Linked DNA regions of Homo sapiens: region 2 is linked to region 1. A link is an interaction called in ENCODE POLR2A ChIA-PET data of the cell type or tissue named here. Cell type or tissue: GM12878. All regions are shown on one strand. Each heading gives the region's core, and the rest is flanking DNA. Links, peaks and the distances in the headings are about the cores only. Region 1 overlaps ANKRD33B (ankyrin repeat domain 33B). Region 2 overlaps ANKRD33B (ankyrin repeat domain 33B).

Region 1 (10,220 bases), core at 949-3,448:
GGCAGAAACGCCAGTCCGGCGTCCTCACCGCATCCCCTTCTCGTTTACCGGTCCCCGTGGACCTCCTGACTGAATTCGCGCTGGCTGCCCGTGCTGCAATCCAGGATGGGCTTCTTGCGGCCCGGTCCCCTCCTGACTATTACCTTTCCCCAGGTCCCTGGCAGGGGACCATTCCTCCTCCCCTGCAGGAGACAGCCCCTCCTGCCCAGCGCCCCATTTGGCCCCTGGGCCCCTCGCGCCGCCCTTGTCCTAACACGCTGGGGCGCAGATCGGCTCCTCCAGCCGCAATGATTTGGAAGCAACAGTTTCTTCCCTCGCCGGGACAGCTTGGTCCCCTACCCCACCTCCGCTGAGCTTTGTGGCCCGCGCCGCGACCAGCCAACGTGATCTCTGACTGGTCTGTCCGCAGGTCACCTTCGCGAGCCAATGCCAGCCGGGGCTCCCCAGAGTCAGGGCATAGGGAGAGCCCCAGAGCCGCGGGCATCCACCCGGGTAGGGCAGGAGGCGTGGAGGCAGGCACAGGCTATCCTTTCGTTATGACCAGATTCAGAGAAAACGAGATGTTTAGAAAAGAAAAGAAAAGAAAGGAAAAGAAAAAAAGTTGGCTTAAGAAGACCTGAGAAGGACTGGCTGGTGGAACACCTTCCACCAAGCAAAGCACTTCAAGGGAAAACTGCAGAGTGACCACGGTGGCCAAGTTCCCCGTAGTCTGTGCTCAGTGGGCAAATGGCAGCGTTCTCACCTGATTTTTGTATTGTCCAAGGACCGTGGTATCTGCAGATGCAGCCTAGCACAAATGCACATGCTTTTTGCTCAGGAGCCTGCAGCTGACAGAAAACATGTGCTTTGACTTGGGGACCCGGGTGACCTTGTGCCTTTGGTTTATCCTGCAGTGGGTGGGGCAAGTGGTTTGCCCTGACTGTGGTTTGGGCTGGGCTTAGGTGGATGGGAAGCCCTCCAATGTCACTCTCCCCTTGTACTACATTGCCCCCGTGATTCAATTACCTCCCACCGTGTCCCTCCCACAACACGTGGGAATTCAAGATGAGATTTGGGTGGGGACACAGCCAAACCATATCACACAACATTTGAACTTGGAGGAAGGGTCTGTGCTTGTCATATGTTAGGCAGTGAGACCTGAGGTGGCGTCCCCGTAGGTAGCATCACCTGGAGCCCTGTAGTTCCTGCTGCCATTCCTCTTGCAATGCCTCCTCCCCCAGCCCTGGCGACAGATGCCCTGGCTGGCATGTGATTAGGGCTTGGAGCTCCACCCGAAGTCCTAGGGCCTGTTTCTCAAGTTCTACATTTGGTTTAACTGAGTTTTCAGGCCCAGATGTGTGTAATCAGAAACCTTGCTTTCTGGAAGCCAGTATGGGGGCCCGCTTTAAAGGAAGCCTCACCAAGCTCATAAAGGAACAGGTGGGGTGGGCCTCTCCCCCTGTCCTGGGCAGCCTGGTGGTCTCCAGTGGGCTGGAATGGGCACAGGAGGGGCCTGGCTCGCCCAGTCCCCACTCTAGGGCACCACTGGGCTCAGCTTTATATAATGTTTCCTTTAGGGGCAAAACATAAATGTTTGAAAACAGCTGCATTGAAGAAAACTGACAGCAACGTAAACCATCCCCAGGGGCTCGAGCCTAACAGACTGAGTCTCCAGGCCACACAGCAGAGAGGCAGGGGAGGGCCGTGGTATGGGAGGCTAGCTCCAGCCTCCCAGCAGCTCTCTGCCTCAGTTTCCTCGTCTGTAAAATAGGGATAAGGGCAGCCTCTCCTCTTAGGATGTGAGCATAAAATGGCTTAGTGCCCACAAGGCTCTGGGAAGGCCTGGCCCCAGGCTTGTGTTTACCATCGTGTTTCTCATTCGTCTGCCTTCTCTTGGCTTGGAAGAGAGCACCTTCCAGTTTTATTTTGTTTTGTTTTGTTTTTTGTCTTCTGCCAGGCAAGGCTTTTTCTCTCGCTGCTTTTCTTCCCCTTTGATTACAGCAGAAGTGAAGACTTTGTTTCTCTGTGTCACGTAAAATAATGATGTAGGCCCGGACATAGCCTGCTAACTTAGAGACCCTTGGACTCTTTCATCTTTGGATCAGACGGAGCAGGGCTTGTGTTCTGTGCTTTGTGAGGCCAGTGGGGGGAGCGAGGCAGGAGCCTCCATTCTTTTCATTAGCTTCTCAAGGCTGTTGATCAAACAGCCTCTATCTTCCTGAAAAACAGCTGAAAGAATCAAGTGTGGCAAAGCCCTGATGCCCTGCTCTGTGGTAAATGGAGTGAGTCATTGCCAAAGTGTTTACCGCAGACCTACTGTGCTCCCGCTAGGTACTTTAGCAGACTCAAAACTGAATCTGGCAGTCCCTGCCTTTGAAGAGTCCTAGCCTTTTAGTGAGGAGAAGAACTTGCAGAGGAAGAGCGGCTAGCTGAGACCTAGGAAACTGGGAGACGGACTGCTTTTCACATGACGGTGTCCGGTCTCCCCGACGGCAGTGTGGGTCACTCCCTCTCTGTCTGCAGGCTCCTGGTTTAAGGGCACCTTCCCTGGGAGGCTTTTCTGTCTCCTCTTGTCCAAGCCTACAGAACCTGGAGCTGAGCAAGGGTAATGTAGGCATTCACACATTTAGGGCTGAAATTATAAATAGGATGGTCATTTAGAGAGCAGGTGACGTTTGAGCAGAGACGGCATCTAGGGGAAAGAGGAGTTAGACGGAGGGAACAGTGTGTGCAAAGACTGAGGTGGGAACCTCGTTGGAGCCTGGTCTCCAAGCTTATCATGATTAGTGGCAGTGAAAACCTTAAAGAAGGCCCGGACAGCTTTGGTGCAGTGGAGGGGTAATTGCATTAATGACAGAATGACAGCTCACAGATACAGCCCACAGCCGGCTTTCTAGGAGGAAATGATCTCTAAAGGCGTCTAAACTTTTCTGGGACATGCTTGTTGAGCTCTTCATCTCTGGGCATTTAAGAAGGGAGCTTTGCCTGAGCTGACAGGCATTCCATTTGGTCTGGGTAACTAAGGGTCAGATGTGTTTTGTTTAAGAAAATGCATTCTCTCCTGCCTCCTGAGATTGGTAGAATGTTGGATGTGGCTCAGCACACCATTTTCCTTCTAAAATATTTATTGCTCTAAAAGCATTGCATGATTTAATATGCAACATGTAAATATTTGTCAGATAATTGCCCAATAACATTCAAAGCTTGCTTCCAATGTCTTCTGGATTTATGGTTGTTTTGTTCCTTCTGACTTGAGGCAGTGCAAGCTGCCATAATTCTTTTTCTTAATTCTTCTCTTCCACTTACTATCACCTGAAGTTCACCTTTATGGCCTTGGCGGCTCTTGAGATGACAGTGAAAACACACAAAGTGTGTTGTTTTAATTGTTGCAGAAGGGCAGTTTAAATGTCAGACAGCTCTTGGACTTAATTAGGCCCAAATACATGCTCAATTTAAAATACTGCACTCCTGTCCTGATGGGATTCTGCTTCTGCGTGTTCGTGTTTGTTTTTGAGACTGAGTCTTGCTCTGTCACTCAGGCTGGAGTGCAGTGGCGCAATCTCTGCTCACTGCAACCTCCGCCTCCGGGGTTCAAGTGAATCTCCTGCCTCAGCTTCCCACATACCTGGGATTACAGGCGTGCGCCACCACGCCCGGCTAATTTTTGTATTTTTAGTAGAGACAGGGTTTCATCATGATGGCCAGGCTGGTGTTGAACTCCTGACCTCAAGTGATCCTCTTGCTTGGCCTCTGAAAGTTCTGGGATTACCGGTGTGAGGCACCGCGCCTGCCCTGCTTCTGCGTGTTTAAATTTCCAGGGTCTCTTGGTTACGTTTTCCAAAGGCCCCTCCATTGGTTTGTTTTGTTAGGTCAGCAAAGCCCACATCACACCCAGTGTGGGTGTTTCCCTTTACTCTTGAGGTGCTTAAAATTAAAACTTAATTTTCATAGATTTATAGCGATGATCAGGGCTTTATCTTGAAATGTATGTGAGAAAGTTTTTATTTATTTATTTTTTTAATACTTCCGAAAGATTTATAAGCTCCAGAATCACTTTTCCCCAAAAATGAGAATCCAGTTATTGCAACAGCCCTCCGTCTTTACCAGGCCTCGGTGCTCATGGCCTGCGTGTGCACAGCAACGGGCTGACTAGCATAGAAAGTGACTTCTCTGGTTCTTGTTAGTTACCATAGAAAGTGAATTCTGGCCTCAGGCCTCTGTATGCTTGCGGAGGGCCTGCAAGCACAAGCTTTGCTTTTTAGGAATGTATGTTAGGCTGGGCGTGGTGGCTCCTTCCTGTAATCCCAGCACTTTGGGAGGCCGAGGCAGGCAGATCACTTGAGCCTAGGAGTTTGAGAACAGCCTGGGCAACATGGTGAAAGCCCATCTCTAAAAAAATACCAAAATTAGGCAGGCATGGTGGTGGACGCCTGTAGTCCCAGCTACTGGGGAGGCTGAGGCAGGAGACTCGCTTGAGCCCAGGAGGTGGAGGTTGCAGTGAGTTGAGATTGCACCACTGCGCCCCAGGCTGGGCGACAGAACAAGACCCGTGTTTGAAAATAAATAAATAAATAAATAAATAAATAGAGGCATGTATGCTAGTGTTTTAGTTGCATCTCCAAATTCTGAACTGTGAGAAAGCGGGTGAGGAGGGCAAATTGAGCAGAATCCTAGACCGGGAGTCCGAGGGGCTGGAGTCAGAGGAGGTCTCAGCTGAAATGGGCTTGGCGATGGGTGGGCTGGCAGATGTCTGCCTCTTCCTCTTCTGCTGACCGTGGTGGGGAGCATTCTGAGTCTAGCAGCAGTAGAGAGGCCCATGTGTTTTTTGTTTGTTTGTTTTTGTTTTTTTGTTTAGAGATGGAGTCTCGCTCTGTCACCCAGTCTAGAGTGCAGTGGTGTGATATCAGCTCACTGCAACCTCCGTCTCCCAGGTTCAAGCGATTCTCCCGACTCAGCCTCCTGAGTAGCTGGGATTACAGGCATGTGCCACCATGCCCGACTAATTTTTATGTTTTTAGTAGAGACGGGGTTGCGCCATGTTGGCCAGGCTGGTCTCGAACTCCTGAGCTCAAGTGATCCACCCACCTCGGCCTCCCAAAGTGCTGGGATTACAGGCATGAGCCACTGCACCCAGCCCCCATGTGTTTTTGATATAAGAATGTCAGTCATCTGTGGCCACAATCATGCTGCCTACCAAATAGCTACAAAACCTTACAGGTGTTTACAACTGTAAATGTTTTGTTGGGGGTGGCCTATCTCAGCTGATGTAGGCTGGATTTGCTCATTCGTCTTCATTCAGCTGGTGGTCAGCTGCGAATGGCAAGACCAAAACAGTCTTAACTGGGAGGACTCATCGCTGCTCCATTTGGTCTCTCATCCTTCAGCAGGCTGTCTCGGCCTGTTTTCCATGGCAGGGGCAGGGTTCCAGGAGAGCAGGCTGAGCAAATATGGCCTCATGATGCTTCAGCTTGGCTGAAGCATCACTTCTGGCTGCTTTGTCACGTATTGCTTCTTTATTTTATTTTATATTATTTTGAGATAGAGTCTCACTCTGTTGCCCAGGCTGGAGTACAGTGGCATAATCCTAGCTCACTGAGCCTTGACCTCCTGGGCACAAATGAACCTCCCACCTCAGCCTTCTGAGTAGCTGGGACTATAGGTGCACACCTCCACGCCAGGCTAATTTTTATTTATTTTTTGTAGAGACAGGATCTTGCTATGTTGCCCAGGCTGGTCTCAAACTCCTGGCATCAAGCAGTCCTCCTGCCTCAGCCTCCCAAGGTGCTGGGATTATAGGCATGAGCTACCATGCCTGGCCTCCTTTATTCTTTTCAGATTCTTTAACAACATGACTCAAATAACCTTTTTTTTTTTTTTTTTTGTCAATTAGGACTCATTAAAGAAGAGAAAACAGGCATTTAGTTTTTAAAAAAATTCCTTGGTATAAGTGTGTTTGTGTTTATAACATTGTAATTATTATTATTATTGGTCAGCTGCCAACCTGAAAACAAACAACAGGTAGAATAATCTACTTCAAGCCTGTACTTACAGTGCTAATTTCCCCCATAGTCTGTGACTTTGCCCCTGATCTACAGTGTGAAATGGAGAGAGGGCTCTGCTGCGTTTGGGTTTCTTGAGTACTTATTTTAAAATCTTATTTGTTTATTTATTTATTTTTTTGAGATGGATCTCGCTCTGTTGCCCAGGCTGGAGTGCAGTGGTGCGATCTCGGCCCACTGCAACCTCCACCTCCCGGGTTCAAGCGATTGTCCTGCCTCAGCCTCCTGAGTAGCTGGGACTACAGGCATGCGTCACGATGCCCAGCTAAATTTTGAATTTTGAGTAGAGATGGAGTTTCGCCATGTTGGCCAGGCTGGTCTCAAACTCCTGACCTCAGGTGATTCACCCACCTCAGCCTCCCAAAGCGCTGGGATTACAGGCCTGTGCCACCGCCCCTGGCCTCTTGAGTATTTATTTGAGCCAACAGGTGTCCACACTGGGGCTTGTGCCTGGAACCCAGAGTGTGCTTTTCATTTCCTAGTCCTGATCTCCAGCTCTGATTTTTTTAGATTGAGGAAATATCCATCACCTCAAGGGGTTAATAGTTTTCTGAAATAAATTTAAAAAACAAAATTTGGATAAATTTAAACAACAATGACAAAGTTGAAAAAAATGTGAGTCCAGATTTCTGAGGTGTTTGCACCAGGTAGTCTCCCAGAGATGGTGGTTCCCAGCTTGGACTGTACATTAGAATCATCTGGAAAGGTCTATAAAAGTCCAAGTGCCCAGGCCACATCTCAGAATTAAGTGAGAATCTGAGGGTAAGATAAGGCATCCGTATTTTCTTTTTTCTTTTTTTTTTTTTGAGACGGAGTTTTGCTCTTATTGCCCAGGCCGGAGTGCAGTGGCGCAATCTCGGCTCACTGCAACCTCTGCCTCCCAGGTTCAAGCAATTCTCCTGCTTCAGCCTCCCAAGTAGCCGGGATTACAGGCACCCGCCACCATGTCTGGCTAATTTTTGTATTTTTAGTAGAGATGGGGTTTTACCATGTTGGCCAGGCTGGTCTCGAACTCCTGACCTCAGGTGATCTGCCCACCTCGGCCTCCCAAAGTGTTGGGATTACAGGCGTGAGCCACCACACCCGGCCAGGGCATCAGTATTTTCTAAAACTCCCAGAGTCATTTCAATGTGCAGCCAACACTGACAATCACTGGTGCAGACTCTTGAACTCAAAGTGGGGTCCTGAGACCTGGAGCAGGGGGTTCCCTGCTGGGGAACTTGTTAGGAGTGCAGAATCCCAGCCCTCCCCACCAAGACCTGCTGAGTCAGGGCCTACTTTTCAACAAAACCTGCCAGGGGCTTTGGAGGCAATGGAGCCTTTGAGAAGCCTTAGCACAGAGCATCTCATTCTACCCTCGGAGCCCTGTGATGTGGATGTGGGTGTCTGTGATGAATGGATGAAGTTACAGGTTCAGGGAGGTGCCATAGGTGCTCCCGTGGTGGAGCCAGGAGGCAGTTCCGGTGTGGTCTGAGTCTGAAACTTACCATCCCCACAACACATGGCTTCACCTACTGCCCATGCCGCAGCGTTAGTGTCAGGCAGCCCCGTCTGGGCCTGTTCCCCAAGTGGACACTGGAATGTGACTTCTGTCTTTCCTTGTCTCAGAAAAAGTGTGCCACTATGAATGCACTTAACACCCTTCACTGGGCACCTCTGCTGAGCACAGGCTGACGTGGTTACACCTGCTTCTTCCTGGGCCTCCCTGTCCATGCCTCTCCCAGCTGGAATGTCCCTTGCCAGAAGTGTGGGTCCTAATTCAAGGGCCAGGTAAGCATCCCAGAAACAGAGGCCAGAGAGAAATGCTTCATTCTTCATTCCCATCTGATCAGATGCCTACTTCTGATCTGAGTTTCATCAGACCTGACATAAATATGCCTCTGGAAGCATACGTCGTTATTTCTCTGTTTCTTTGAAATTGCTCTCAAATCCCACCACTCCAATCCAATCAGTTGCCACTGAGCCAGCTGTGACATGGGATTTCACTTCTACCTCAATTTCTGTATCTCTGACTTAGTAGAAATAAGTAAAATCCACCTTCAACTGTCCTTTAAATTCAGGGACATCATTTAAAAATAATCTCTTCCAGCTGGGCGCGGTGGCTCACACCTGTAATCCCAGCACTTTGGGAGGCCGAGGTGGGCAGATAACGAGGTCAGGAAATGGAGACCATCCTGGCTAACACGGTGAAACCCCGTCTTTACTAAAAATACAAAAAATTAGCTCGGTGTAGTGGCACACACCTGTAGTCCCAACTACTCGGGAAGCTGAGGCAGGAGAATCACTTAAACCTCGGAGGCGGGGGTTGCAGTGAGCTGAGATCACGCCACTGCACTCCAGCCTGGGCAACAGAGCGAGACTCCGTCTCAAAAAAAAAAAAAAAAAAACCTCTTCCAATTCTTTTATGGACATACATACTGTATTAGTCTGTTTTCATACTGCTGTAAAGAAATAAAGAACTGCCTGGGACTGGGTAATTTATAAGAAAAGAGGTTTAATTGACTCACAGTTCCACATGGCTGGGGAGGCCCCAGGAAACTTACAATCATGGCAAAAGGCAAAGGGGAAGCAAGGCATGTCTTACTACATGGCGGCATGAGAGAGTGAGAGTGAGGGGGGAAGTGCCACATTAAAACCATCAGATCTTGTGAGAACTCACTATCATGAGAACAGCAAGGGGGAATCTGCCCCCATGATCCAGTCACCTCCCACCAGGCCCCTCCTCTGACATGTGGGAATTACAATTTGAGATGCGATTTGTGTGGGGACACAGGGAAACCATATCACATACTTAATGACATCAAGGACTCCTGACACCCTACTTTATCTTAAACTCTGACATCATCAGATCTACAAACAGGTAACACCATCATACCCCTCCACTCCCCATCACAAATAAAAGGGGCCTCCTCTCAGTCATGCTCTTCACGTCTGTGTGGCTGCCATCAACCCCTTCCTTGCCCCGGGCTCTTTTACACACGCACAAACATGCGTGAGCAGGCGTGTACACACACACATACACACATATCATTCCACCGGCTGTGTAGAAGATATCCACCTTTTGTGAATGAAACATATTTTCTATTTTCTTTGTTCACATATTTTAGTAACTTTTCTACATATTTCTTTCAATTAAAAGGATTTATGTATTCTTTTACATATGGAATTATCTTGACTTAATTTGGAGAAAAATTTCACATGGTTATGATTTAGAATTATTAGCCCAGTAGGCTGTAAAGCCAAGCTCAAGAAAATTCAAAAAAATGGTGTCATAAACACCATGTTCTCTGAATTTGGTTAATTTTTTTTTTCTAGATCTAACACAATTCTAAATAACTCCTAGATAAAATGGGAAACCATAATGTAAATTGAGCTGAAAAGTAATAAAAATATTACATATCAAAATTTGTGGGGAAAAGCAAAAGTGGTATCTTGAAGGAAAATTACAGGTAGCATAAAACTAAAGGAAAGAAATAATCAAATGAAAAGCAGAAATTGATGAAATCATGAAGATTATAGATCCAGGACAAAAGCTGATTCTCTGAAAGTAATAATAAAATAGATATTTTTGACAGTAGCTGTCATCAAAAAGAGAAATAGCACACATTTGAAAATACAGGATAACAGGTTATAGCACAGTTAAAACAAAGATTAAAAAGAGATCCTGTAAGAATGTCATCCTATTAAACTTTAAAACTGGCCAGCTGCAGTGGCTCACACCTGTAATCCCAGCACTTTGGGAGGCTGAAGCGGGAGAGCTGCTTAAGGCCAGGTGCTCAAGACCAGCGTGGGCAACATAGCAAGACTTTGTCTCTACAAAAAAAAAAAAAATTAAAACTTAGTCGGGTGTGGTGGCACATGCCTGTTGTCTTAGCTACTGGGAAGGCTGAGGTGGGAGGATCACTTGAGCCCAGGAATTCAAGGCTGCAGGATGAGCTAGGATGGTGCCACTGCACTCAGCCTGGATGACACAATGAAACCCTGTTTCCAAGAAACAAACAAACAAACAAACAAACAATTCTCACTTAAGAGTCTTGCTGGCAGGCTGGGCGCGGTGGCTCACACCTGTAATGCCAGCACTTTGGGAGGCCGAGGTGGGCGGATCATGAGGTCAAAAGATCAAGACCGTCCTGGCCAACATGGTGAAACCCCATCTCTACTGAAAATACAAAAATTAGCTGG
Region 2 (10,220 bases), core at 5,196-7,695, 78 kb after region 1:
GGTGACGTTAGGAGGTGACGTGTTGCATGGTAACGTTAGAAGGCGATGTGGAGTTGCTTGTTAACGTTAGGAGGCGACATGTTGCACGGTAGCATTAGGAAGTAACATGGAGTTGCAGGGTAATGTTAGGAGGTGATCCGGAGTTACATGGTAACATTAAGAGGCAATGTGGAGTTGCATGGTAATGTTAGCGGGTGACGTGGAGTTGTGTGGTAATGTTAGCGGGTGACGCGGAGTTGCGCGGCGATATTAGCGGGTGACGCGGAGTTGCACGGCGATGTTAGCGGGTGACGCGGAGTTGCGCGGCGATGTTAGGCGGTGACGCGGAGTTGCGCGGCGATGTTAGCGGGTGACGCGGAGTTGCGCGGCGATGTTAGCGGGTGACGCGGAGTTGCGCGGCGATGTTAGGCGGTGACGCGGAGTTGCGCGGCGATGTTAGCGGGTGACGCGGAGTTGCGCGGCGATGTTAGCGGGTGACGCGGCGTTGCGCGGCGATGTTAGGCGGTGACGTGGAGTTGCGCGGCGATGTTAGCGGGTGACGTGGGGTTGCGCGGCGATGTTAGGCGGTGACGTGGAGTTGCGCGGCGATGTTAGCGGGTGACGCGGAGTTGCGCGGCGATGTTAGCGGGTGACGTGGGGTTGCGCGGCGATGTTAGGCGGTGACGCGGAGTTGCGCGGCGATGTTAGCGGGTGACGCGGAGTTGCGCGGCGATGTTAGCGGGTGACGCGGGGTTGCGCGGCGATGTTAGGCGGTGACGCGGAGTTGCGCGGCGATGTTAGCGGGTGACGCGGAGTTGCGCGGCGATGTTAGCGGGTGACGCGGCGTTGCGCGGCGATGTTAGGCGGTGACGTGGAGTTGCGCGGCGATGTTAGGCGGTGACGTGGAGTTGCGCGGCGATGTTAGCGGGTGACGCGGAGTTGCGCGGCGATGTTAGCGGGTGACGCGGAGTTGCGCGGCGATGTTAGCGGGTGACGTGGGGTTGCGCGGCGATGTTAGGCGGTGACGCGGAGTTGCGCGGCGATGTTAGCGGGTGACGCGGAGTTGCGCGGCGATGTTAGCGGGTGACGTGGGGTTGCGCGGCGATGTTAGGCGGTGACGCGGAGTTGCGCGGCGATGTTAGCGGGTGACGCGGAGTTGCGCGGCGATGTTAGCGGGTGACGCGGCGTTGCGCGGCGATGTTAGGCGGTGACGTGGAGTTGTGCGGCGATGTTAGCGGGTGACGTGGGGTTGCGCGGCGATGTTAGGCGGTGACGTGGAGTTGCGCGGTGATGTTAGCGGGTGACGCGGAGTTGCGCGGCGATGTTAGCGGGTGACGTGGAGTTGCGCGGCGATGTTAGCGGGTGACGTGGAGTTGCACGGTGATGTTAGGCGGTGACGTGGAGTTGCGTGGTAATGTTAGCGGGTGACGTGGAGTTGCGCGGTGATGTTAGCGGGTGACGTGGAGTTGTGTGGTGATGTTAGCGGGTGATGTGGAGTTGCGTGGTAATGTTAGGAGGCAACGTGGTATTGCATGGTGATGTGTGTGGCAATTTCCGTTTTCTATGCTGTGTCATAGAGTGGAAAATTCTCAGGCTATCAACCTGGATCAACCCCTCTTTGTCTTTTGCGCCATCTTGGAGAACGCACTTTCCTGTTCCCATCTGTGAAATGGGAGTAATGACCTCTTTCTCCCTCACCTCCCTGAGGCTAAAATGCAACAATACTTTATACACTCCTAGAGGCTATCCAGCTTCAATGAGCTACTAAGCTAAATGCCACACAACTAATAGCTTTAACTCTTTTCTTCACTCTGAAATAGAATCAATGATCATCCTTCGTGCAACCTCATCGGGTTATTTTGAGAATTAAATGAGAAAATATGTGTCAAGCACATGTCGTGTTAGATTCAGTTAGCAGCTGACATCTCAGTGAATGTGCGATGCTGCTTTCACCATTACTTAATTCTGTTATTTTAATTTCTCTTTATTTTTGTTCTTGGCACTGGGTTCAGCCAGTCCTGCTTGGCGCTGCAAGTTCCTGAAGAAGTGGATTTCCTCTCTGTCTTAGTTGTTCTGCTGCTATAACAAAATACCTCACCTGTGTAATTTGTAACTGTAGAAATTTATTGCTCACACTTGGGGAGGCTGAGAAGTCCAAGATCAAGGTGCCGGCAGGTTCGATGTCTGCTGATGCCCCTTCCTTCTTACTGTCTCCTCTCATGGCAGAGGGGACACCGAGGTACCCTCAAACCCTCTTTCATAAGGCACTAGTTTGATTCAGGAGGGCACAGCCCTCATGATCTAATCACCCCCTAAAGGCCTCACCTCTTAATACTATTCCAGTGGGTCTGAAGTTCCAGCATAGGAATTTTGGAGGGTCGTCAACATTCAGACCACAGCACCACCCCTGTCTTGGTTATCCTGAGGGTGGCATCAGAGTTTTCCCAGGCATCAGTGCTTCCATTAATGTCACTTTTCTGTTCCAGGACCCCTGCTGGGCTCCCACATTTAGTTGTCTTCTTCTTAGTTGTCCCCAGTCTTCTTCTTCTTCTTCTTTTTTTTTTTTTTTTTTTTTTTGAGACAGTCTCACTCTGTCGCCCAGGCTGGAGTGCGGTGGTGCAATCTCGGCTCACTGCAACCTCCACCTCCCGGGTTCAAGCGATTCTCCTGCCTCAGCCTCCCGAGTAGCTGGGATTACAGGCACCTGCCACCACGCACAGCTAATTTTTGTATTTTTAGTAGAGACGGTGTTTCACCATGTTGGCCAGGTTGGTCTTGAACTCCTGACATCCCGTGATCTGCCCGCCTTAGCCTCCCAAAGTTCTGGGATTATAGGTGTGAGCCACCGCGCCCTGCCCCTCATCTTCTTGGGTCTGTGAAGTTTCTGTCATAACCTGTTGCCCATGACGGGACAGTCTTGATTCCAACCAGTGTGCAGCACCGCCCAGTCTGAGCCCGTCTGTTGTTTTTCTCGAGATCAATCTGGAGTTACAGGATTCACAATTGCTTCAGATTTATCTTTCTTTTTGCTTTAACCTTAGGGGATTCTTTAGTCTTAGGAGATGCTATAATAAAAATAAGTTCAGTGAATGAGAATAGAGGCTTCAAAGATGAAAACTTTCTTGGAAATAAAAAAAAAAACATAATTAAAAACGAGTCCTATCGATTGTACTTTTGATTCAGAGATGATAGTTTTATTTTAAAAAAACGAGATATCAGTTTCAACAGAGTTTCGGCCCTGCCTGCCCTCATCAATGAGAAATGGTTCCTACTAATTAAATGGTAATTATGTGATGCTTTTGTGTTTGGCGGGAGCTTCAGACACTTTTACTATTTCTGGATCTAGTTATAATTGGGCGTAGATGTTTGGTAATTGACTTTTTCAACTGAACATTTATGATGTCAGTCACATCACTGCACTTTCCCATTGAATTAATTTGAACTGCAAACCTTTTTTAGGTCAGTTGCCCTCTAATCGCTCCGTTTGACTGCCGTGCTTTCTTCCCTGGGTCTCCTGGGGGTTTCAGGCATGTGTGACAGCATTTAGAGGATTCCAGAAACACCTTGCACATCTCTTGGAACGATGAGTCTGCGGGCAGTGGGTTTACTGCTGACATTGCTCTTCCCCCATCAGTTATTTGGATACAAATTTGACATTAGATTTGAGACTCTCCCTCCCCTATTCTCCACTTTGCAAGCCCATCCCCCATCACAGTCTAGAACAATCCACGGATTATTGTCTGTGGGATCCTCTAGTGAGTCTCTCCCTGTCCTATACGAGGTACAGAGCAGGAGCTGAACAGAAACAGTCCAGGAACCAGGACCCAGTTTCAAATTCATCTTCTCCACTTCCCATCTCTACACCTGCAGCCTGTCACTCACCTCTCTGGGCCCCAGTTTCCTCTTCTATAAAATGAGGCTAATGATAGCACCCACCGCAGGAAGGTGGGATGCGGATTGGGCACGTTCACAACAGAACAGCCCTCGGGTGCATGCTGGGCTTGGAGAAGCCTTCGGACATGTTGGTTGTGATTATTGTTATTATTATGATTATTGGTGAGTTTATGTGTTCAATAGTTATCTGTTAAGTGAATGAAAAAATACGGTTTGTTTTTCCCTTTGAGAAATATCTTGTAAATGAGATACTTAAACTTTCTTAATGAGGGTAGTAAGCCCCTACCTCAGGGTTTTTGTTTTTTGCTTTTTTGTTCTGTTTTTGTTTGTTTGTTTTGCTTTGTTTTGTTTTGTTTTGAGACGGAGTCTCACTCTGTCGCCCAGAGTGGAGTGCAGTGGCGCGATCTCGGTTCACTGCAATCTCTGCCTCCTGGGTTCAAGCAATTCTCTTGCTTCAGCCTCCTGAGTAGCTAGGACTACAGGCATGCACCACCACATCCAGCTAATGTTTGTATTTTTAGGAGAGACAGGGTTTCTCCATATTGGCCAGGCTGGTCTCAAACTCCTGACCTTGTGATCTGCATGCCTCGTCCTCCCAAAGTGCTGGGATTACAGGTGTGAGCCACCGCACCTGGCCAGGGGTTTCTTAATTTCAGCACTACTAACATGCAGAGCCAGATAATTCTTTGTTGTGGGGGCTGTCTTTCAAATTGTAGGATTTTTAGTGGCATCCCTGGCCTCTACCCACAAGATGACTGTAGCACCTCTTCAGTTGTGACAACCAAAAATGTCTCTAGATGTTGCTCAAAGTCTCCCAGGTTGGGGGAAAAATTGCTTCCCATCGAGAACCACTGATATAAATAATTTAAATGGGAAAGGATATACAAAGTGAGAAGAGACATTTTCCCCTCTGTGTACTCTTCCTCGCTTGTTCTGTATTCCTCCCTCAAATAAAAGTGTGACATCTTGGCCGGGCATGGTGGCCCACGTCTGTAATCTCAGCACTGTGGGAGGCTGAGGCGGGTGGATCACCTGAGGACAGGAGTTCGAGACCAGCCTGGCCAACATGGTGAAATCCCGCCTCTACTGAAAATACAAAAAAAATTTAGCCGGGCATGGTAGCACAAGCCTGTAATCCCAGCCACTCGGGAGGCTGAGGCAAGAGAATCGCTTGAACCTAGGAGGCGGAGGTTGCAGTGAGCCGATATCATGCCACTGTATTCCAGCCTAGGCAACAGAGTGAGACTCTGTCTCAAAAAAAAAAAAAAAAAAAAAAGAGAAGTGACATCTTGTTTAGGGAACTTTTGAGCTGCCCTCTTAAGCTTTGGTTGTAGTGTAGAACTTACGGAATATTTTCATCTTCTACTATTACTACTAAGCTTACAGTTCTCCCAAGAAAAGTGGGTTTTATTTTCCTTTGACAGTAGATGGGTAAGAATTAAAAAAAAAAAAAAAAGTGTTGAATTGCTTCCCCAGGATTAGTGGAGAGCAATAAGGACAGATGTTGATATATTTCTAAAATTCACACAAATATTTTAAGTCTTATTCTTTCCATTTAAATACGTGATATTAAGAAAAAAATAAACCATTTAAAGAAACTAATAGCCAGAGCCTTTCTTTTAGATTGACACTTCAGATTGTAATAAAAAGTATAACCGGGTTCTGAGAGGCTGATCGATTGCATCTTTGGTTTGGCTTCGTAAGGAGTAATGCAGGCTCTGCTGAAGAGCATCACAAGGGAGTTGCAGAACCTTGTTAATTCACTGAAATATTAATGCCCACAGTGACAGGTCTATTTAAATAGGTGGCTCTGAGAAGCGTATCGAGGATGTGATTTTTTTCTGAAGAGAGGCAGAATCTGTGGAGGTTGCCAGGTTCCAGGCTTGCTTAAGGGAGCTCACTTTCAGACCTGAAGTGTGGTGTAACTGCCGCAGCCTTCAGGAAGCAAAAACAAGCAGCAATAACCTCAAATCTTCCTGTGATTCCAAGGCGCAAAGTGGATTTAAAGGACGGCGAGGAACAGAGATCAGAGATGCTCCCGCTGTGGGTCAGAGGGTTGCTCTTGTCTCAGGGAAGCCCTGATATCTCTTTCTGGAAAGTCAGATGATTTCCAACCATATAGAGGTTTCTTTCTGTTTATAAGGAAAACTTAAATTTCCTATGAAGTGTGAATTTGCCATGTAGAATTGTTTGAAGTCATTAGCCAGAGAAAGGATGAAAAGTCAAGCATTCTGTGTCACCTGCAAAGCAAACCTCGAGACAAGGACTTGGGGGCAAGTAGTTTTGAGGGATGGTGGCCCCAGGAAGTGGAGTGAGGGGGCAGCAAGTGAGATTGGGAAGAATGGAAGCTAAGAAATGTCCACCAATGAGCAGGTTCCTCTTGTGGGCAGCTGGGACTCAGACCCCCTGGACCCTCCACTATGAGGAAAAGATATCGCAGAGATGCTGGGAAGTTTATTTCCCAACTCCAGTGCCTCTTTGAGGGGAGATGAGAACTTTGAGCACACTTCCCACCTGCTATGTGGTGGGGGTGGCTTGTCCTCCCTGCTGGGCTGGAGCACAAGCTCTTTCTTGGACCCTGCATCCAGATTTGTCATCCCGATTATACCCACAATGCCCAAGATACAGGCTGGAGGTGGCACAAGGGGAGGCAGTGAGGGCTGGTCCACAGTGGTCTCCTGTGGCCAGGAAAGGCCCCCTGGCAAGAGGGAGACCTGAGCTAGGGTTTGTAGAGTGGATAACATGGGGGTGGGTGGGGGCTGGTGGAGAAGCAGGAAAGGAAGTGACACATTCAGGGCTTCACGCTCCACCCACCTCCTGCTAGTCCTGGGCCTGGCCATGGCTCCCAGAGAAAGCCTTCTTGAGAATGAGTGATGGAAAGTATAGATTTTTTTTTCCCATTAGCACCTGTTTGGAATGTTTTTGGCTGCAAGTAACAGAAATCCTGACTAGACAGTGGCTTAAAGAAAACAGGCCGCATTTCTCAGCTCCCTGGAAGTCTGAGGTTGGCAGTCACCCTCCAGAGCTGGCCCTGGATTCCATGAGGACAACAGTGGTTTCCTCCTGTCCATTTGGCTCCCCTTAGCCTGTTGATCTGTCACCCCTTGATTCCACGAGAATCACCCAATATGTGTTTCAGACAGGAAGCTGCAGCAGCACCAACCATGCTGGTCCCTTTCGTCAGGAGGCAGAACCCTCTTTAGGGCTCAGTCACCAGTGCTGGGTTGCTTGGCTACTTTTAGCTGTAAGGGAGGCTGGAAGAATGGGGAACAGGATTGCAGCCGTTAGATTCCAATAGTGATTCTCAGCTGGAGGTAATGTTGCCCCAGGGGACATTTGGCCACGTCTGTAGACATTTTTGGTTGTCAGAACTGGCGGACTGCTACTGGCATCTAGAAGAAGGTAGAGATCAGGGATGCCGTTAAATGTTCTCCAATGCACAGGACAGCCCACACCAAATAATTACCTGGCCTAATATGTCAACAGTGCTGAGGTTCAGAAGTCCTGGGTTAGACTGATCGTGATGCATTGCCAAGAACTGAGGATGTTGCTGCCTCAAGTGAAATAGAGGATTTTGTGTAGACTTAGAGCACTCAACAAGGCAGCGAGTGGACCCATGGGTGGCAGCTCCACTTTTGTCCACATGATTGAGCCCTGGGCAAAACAACACTGGGTGGGAGATGACGATGCTGGGGGGTCTGCTGGCGAGAAGATGGATACAGTGGCATTTCAGAAATCCTCTGTATTCTCTGGAAGGTATTTGTATAAAATGTTAATAATCGGTACTTATCTTTTATAATTTAATTGCTGTGTTCATGTCATTAATATAACCCTTTACAGTTGCTTCCTAAGGCAGCAGATCCCTAATTTATAGCATGACTCTGATTCTAGGGCTCAGTGGCCTTTGTTCCTTAGAATGTTTGTATTTTCTGAGATCATTTTGAAAAGATAGGTGAACATCAGGACGAAGAGTGCAAAACTTTGGACAGATCTTCCTCTGGTTTTCCATTAGCATTTGAAAAATGTCTCTTTCAGGCAGTGTTCATTAAGATTTTAATTTTATAGTTTGTTCCTTTTTTAAGTGACATGCAATTAATTAAGGTTTAATGTGTCATCTATTTTTTGCAATGACACTTTTACTGCCCCCTTTTCATTTTAGTCAGTTTATAAATTGTACTCTAGCTAATGAGTTCCATCCTGATATCCAGTTCCAAATAATTACCACTCTTCTAATATGGCTATTCTTTAATGTGTCACAGAACTAAGATCCTTACCAGGCAAGCTCAGGTGAGCTGGGTCTGCCAGAGCCATGAGGCCACTGTGGGCCAACAGGCCAGGGCAGTGGCTGGGGACCCGACCTTCCTCAGTTCAGCACACGTTGATCAGCCATCACATGTCAGACTCCTGGGTCTGCATGGGATATAAATGAAGAAGCGTCTGTCGGGTCCGGTCCCCTTTGAGCTCACAGACTAGATAATTGCCCTAGTTCTCCATGTTGCTTTGCTGGTGGAGATATGACTAATGGGACTTGAAATCCTCAATGATTTTTTTTTTTTTGAAATGGAGTCTTTCTCTGTTAATCAGGCTGGAGTGCGGTGGTGCGATCTCGGCTCACTGCAACCTCTGCCTCCCGGGTTGAAGCGATTCTCCTGCCTCAGCCTCCTGAGTAGTTGGGATTACAGGTGCCTGCCACCACGCCCAGCTAATTTTTTGTGTGTTTTTAGTAGAGGTGGGGTTTCACCATGTATTGGCCAGGTTGGTCCCAAACCCCTGACGTCAGGAGATCTGCCCTCCTCGGCCTCCAAAGTGCTAGGATTACAGGTGTGAGCCACTATGCCTGGCCCCTCAATGATTTTTAACAGTATGTGGGACTGAGATTGGACCAAGATTAATTGAACAGCAATTCCGTATTAATTTCTATACTACAACATTGAAATTTATGCAGATTTCATCAAGTTGAGTTGAAGTTTAACTTTGCAATATTTGGGGGCAGTGGGTGGACTGGGGAGATTTATTAAGGGAGTGACTAGTGTCAGGGAGACTGTGTAAGGGGACCTATCAGTCAACCAATAGGATGTGGATATCAAGAGATTTATTTTAAGGAATTGGCTGTGTGGTTTGGGGGGTTGGTGAGTCTGAAACTGGTGCGGTAGGCTCGAAGGCTGGAAACTCAGGCAGCAGTAAGTAGATGCCGCAGTCTTGAGGTGGAATTTCTTTGTTTCCAGGAAACCTTGGTCTTTGCTCTTAATGCCCTCAACTAATTGGGCGAGGCCCACCCGCATTATGAAGGGTAATCTCCTTGACTTAGAGTCAACTGATTATAGATGTTAACCACAGCTGCAAAATACCTTTGGGGCAACACTTAGATCCATGTTTGATTAAATCACTGGGTATTCTAGCCTAGCCAAGTTGACATAGAAAACTAAAACTGACCATCACACCAGGACTGCCAGGTGGTAGGAAGTACATTAGACTGAGGTTAGGACACCCAAGTCTTAGACCCTCTCTCTGTTACTAGCCCACAGCCACTGTGACTGCCATTCTTTTTGCAACAAGCCTTTTAAAAATTCATGCCCCCTACCCACCAGGATGAAACGTGTTGAGCAAACAAAAATGAATTTTTCTATCCTGGAAAAGCCCACCATCGGTTAAAGGTAGACAGACCCCAGCCAGCTAGGCCGCAGTGGGAGAAGCGAAGGAACCACCCATTTCCCACAGTCCAGGACCCATGGCAGTCCTCAAGAGTGAGACCACAGCTGGGGTGCCACCACTTTGCAAGTGACTGTTACTGGTCATATTTTTAGAACTTTCTAGCCACAGCATTCAAGTATGCAAGGCAGCTTTGTTGTCTGGTCATCTCTCCATTGATGGAAAGCTATAGGATCTTATTTCTTTAAAAAATTCTGTAATTTGGCCAGGCGCAGTGGCTCACGCCTGTAATCCCAGCACTTTGGGAGGCCGAGGCGGGTGGATCACCTGAGGTTGGGAGTTCGAGACTAGCCTGACCAACATGGAGAAACCCCCTCTCTACTAAAAATACAAAATTAGCCTGGCGTGGTAGCACATGCCTGTAATCCCAGCTACTCGGGAGGCTGAGGCAGGAGAGTCGCTTGAACCCGGGAGGCAGAGGTTGCGGTGAACGGAGATTGTGCCATTGCACTCCAGCCTGGGCAACAAGAGTGAAATTCTGTCTCGAAAAAAAAAATTCTGTAATTTAGGTGCTGAATTCAGGCGGGGTTTTATTCAGGACAGATAATCAATGGAGCACTTAAAAGGCAGGTTGGGCTGGGCACGGTGGCTCACGCCCGTAATCCCAGCACTTTGGAAGGCGGAGGTGGGAGGATTGC

The links. Peaks named below come from ENCODE experiments on the same cell type or tissue, not always from the same donor. Only the 100,000 strongest peaks of a DNase experiment are listed, where the experiment ranks them.
Region 2: POLR2A ChIA-PET joins it to region 1 with 5 read pairs; 6 of 35 experiments call an interaction of 5 or more read pairs at or near these places.

What each region holds. Positions count from the first base shown.
Region 1 is chr5:10,565,062-10,575,281 of GRCh38, forward strand. All of the region lies in intron 1 of ANKRD33B (ankyrin repeat domain 33B), which reads left to right. Among named protein-coding and RNA genes, the nearest start is that of ANKRD33B, 6.1 kb to the left of the region's middle. RefSeq lists enhancers at 1-860, 1-192, 964-1,465, 1,993-2,052, 2,133-2,182 and 2 more and a silencer at 813-862. In GM12878, for the core only: no CTCF peak of the experiment used is centred there; no DNase peak of the experiment used is centred there; H3K4me3 peaks cover 2,500 bases; H3K27ac peaks cover 2,500 bases.
Region 2 is chr5:10,638,693-10,648,912 of GRCh38, forward strand. The region is part of intron 3 of ANKRD33B (ankyrin repeat domain 33B); the gene reads left to right. Among named protein-coding and RNA genes, the nearest start is that of ANKRD33B, 80 kb to the left of the region's middle. In GM12878, for the core only: no CTCF peak of the experiment used is centred there; no DNase peak of the experiment used is centred there; H3K27ac peaks cover 729 bases.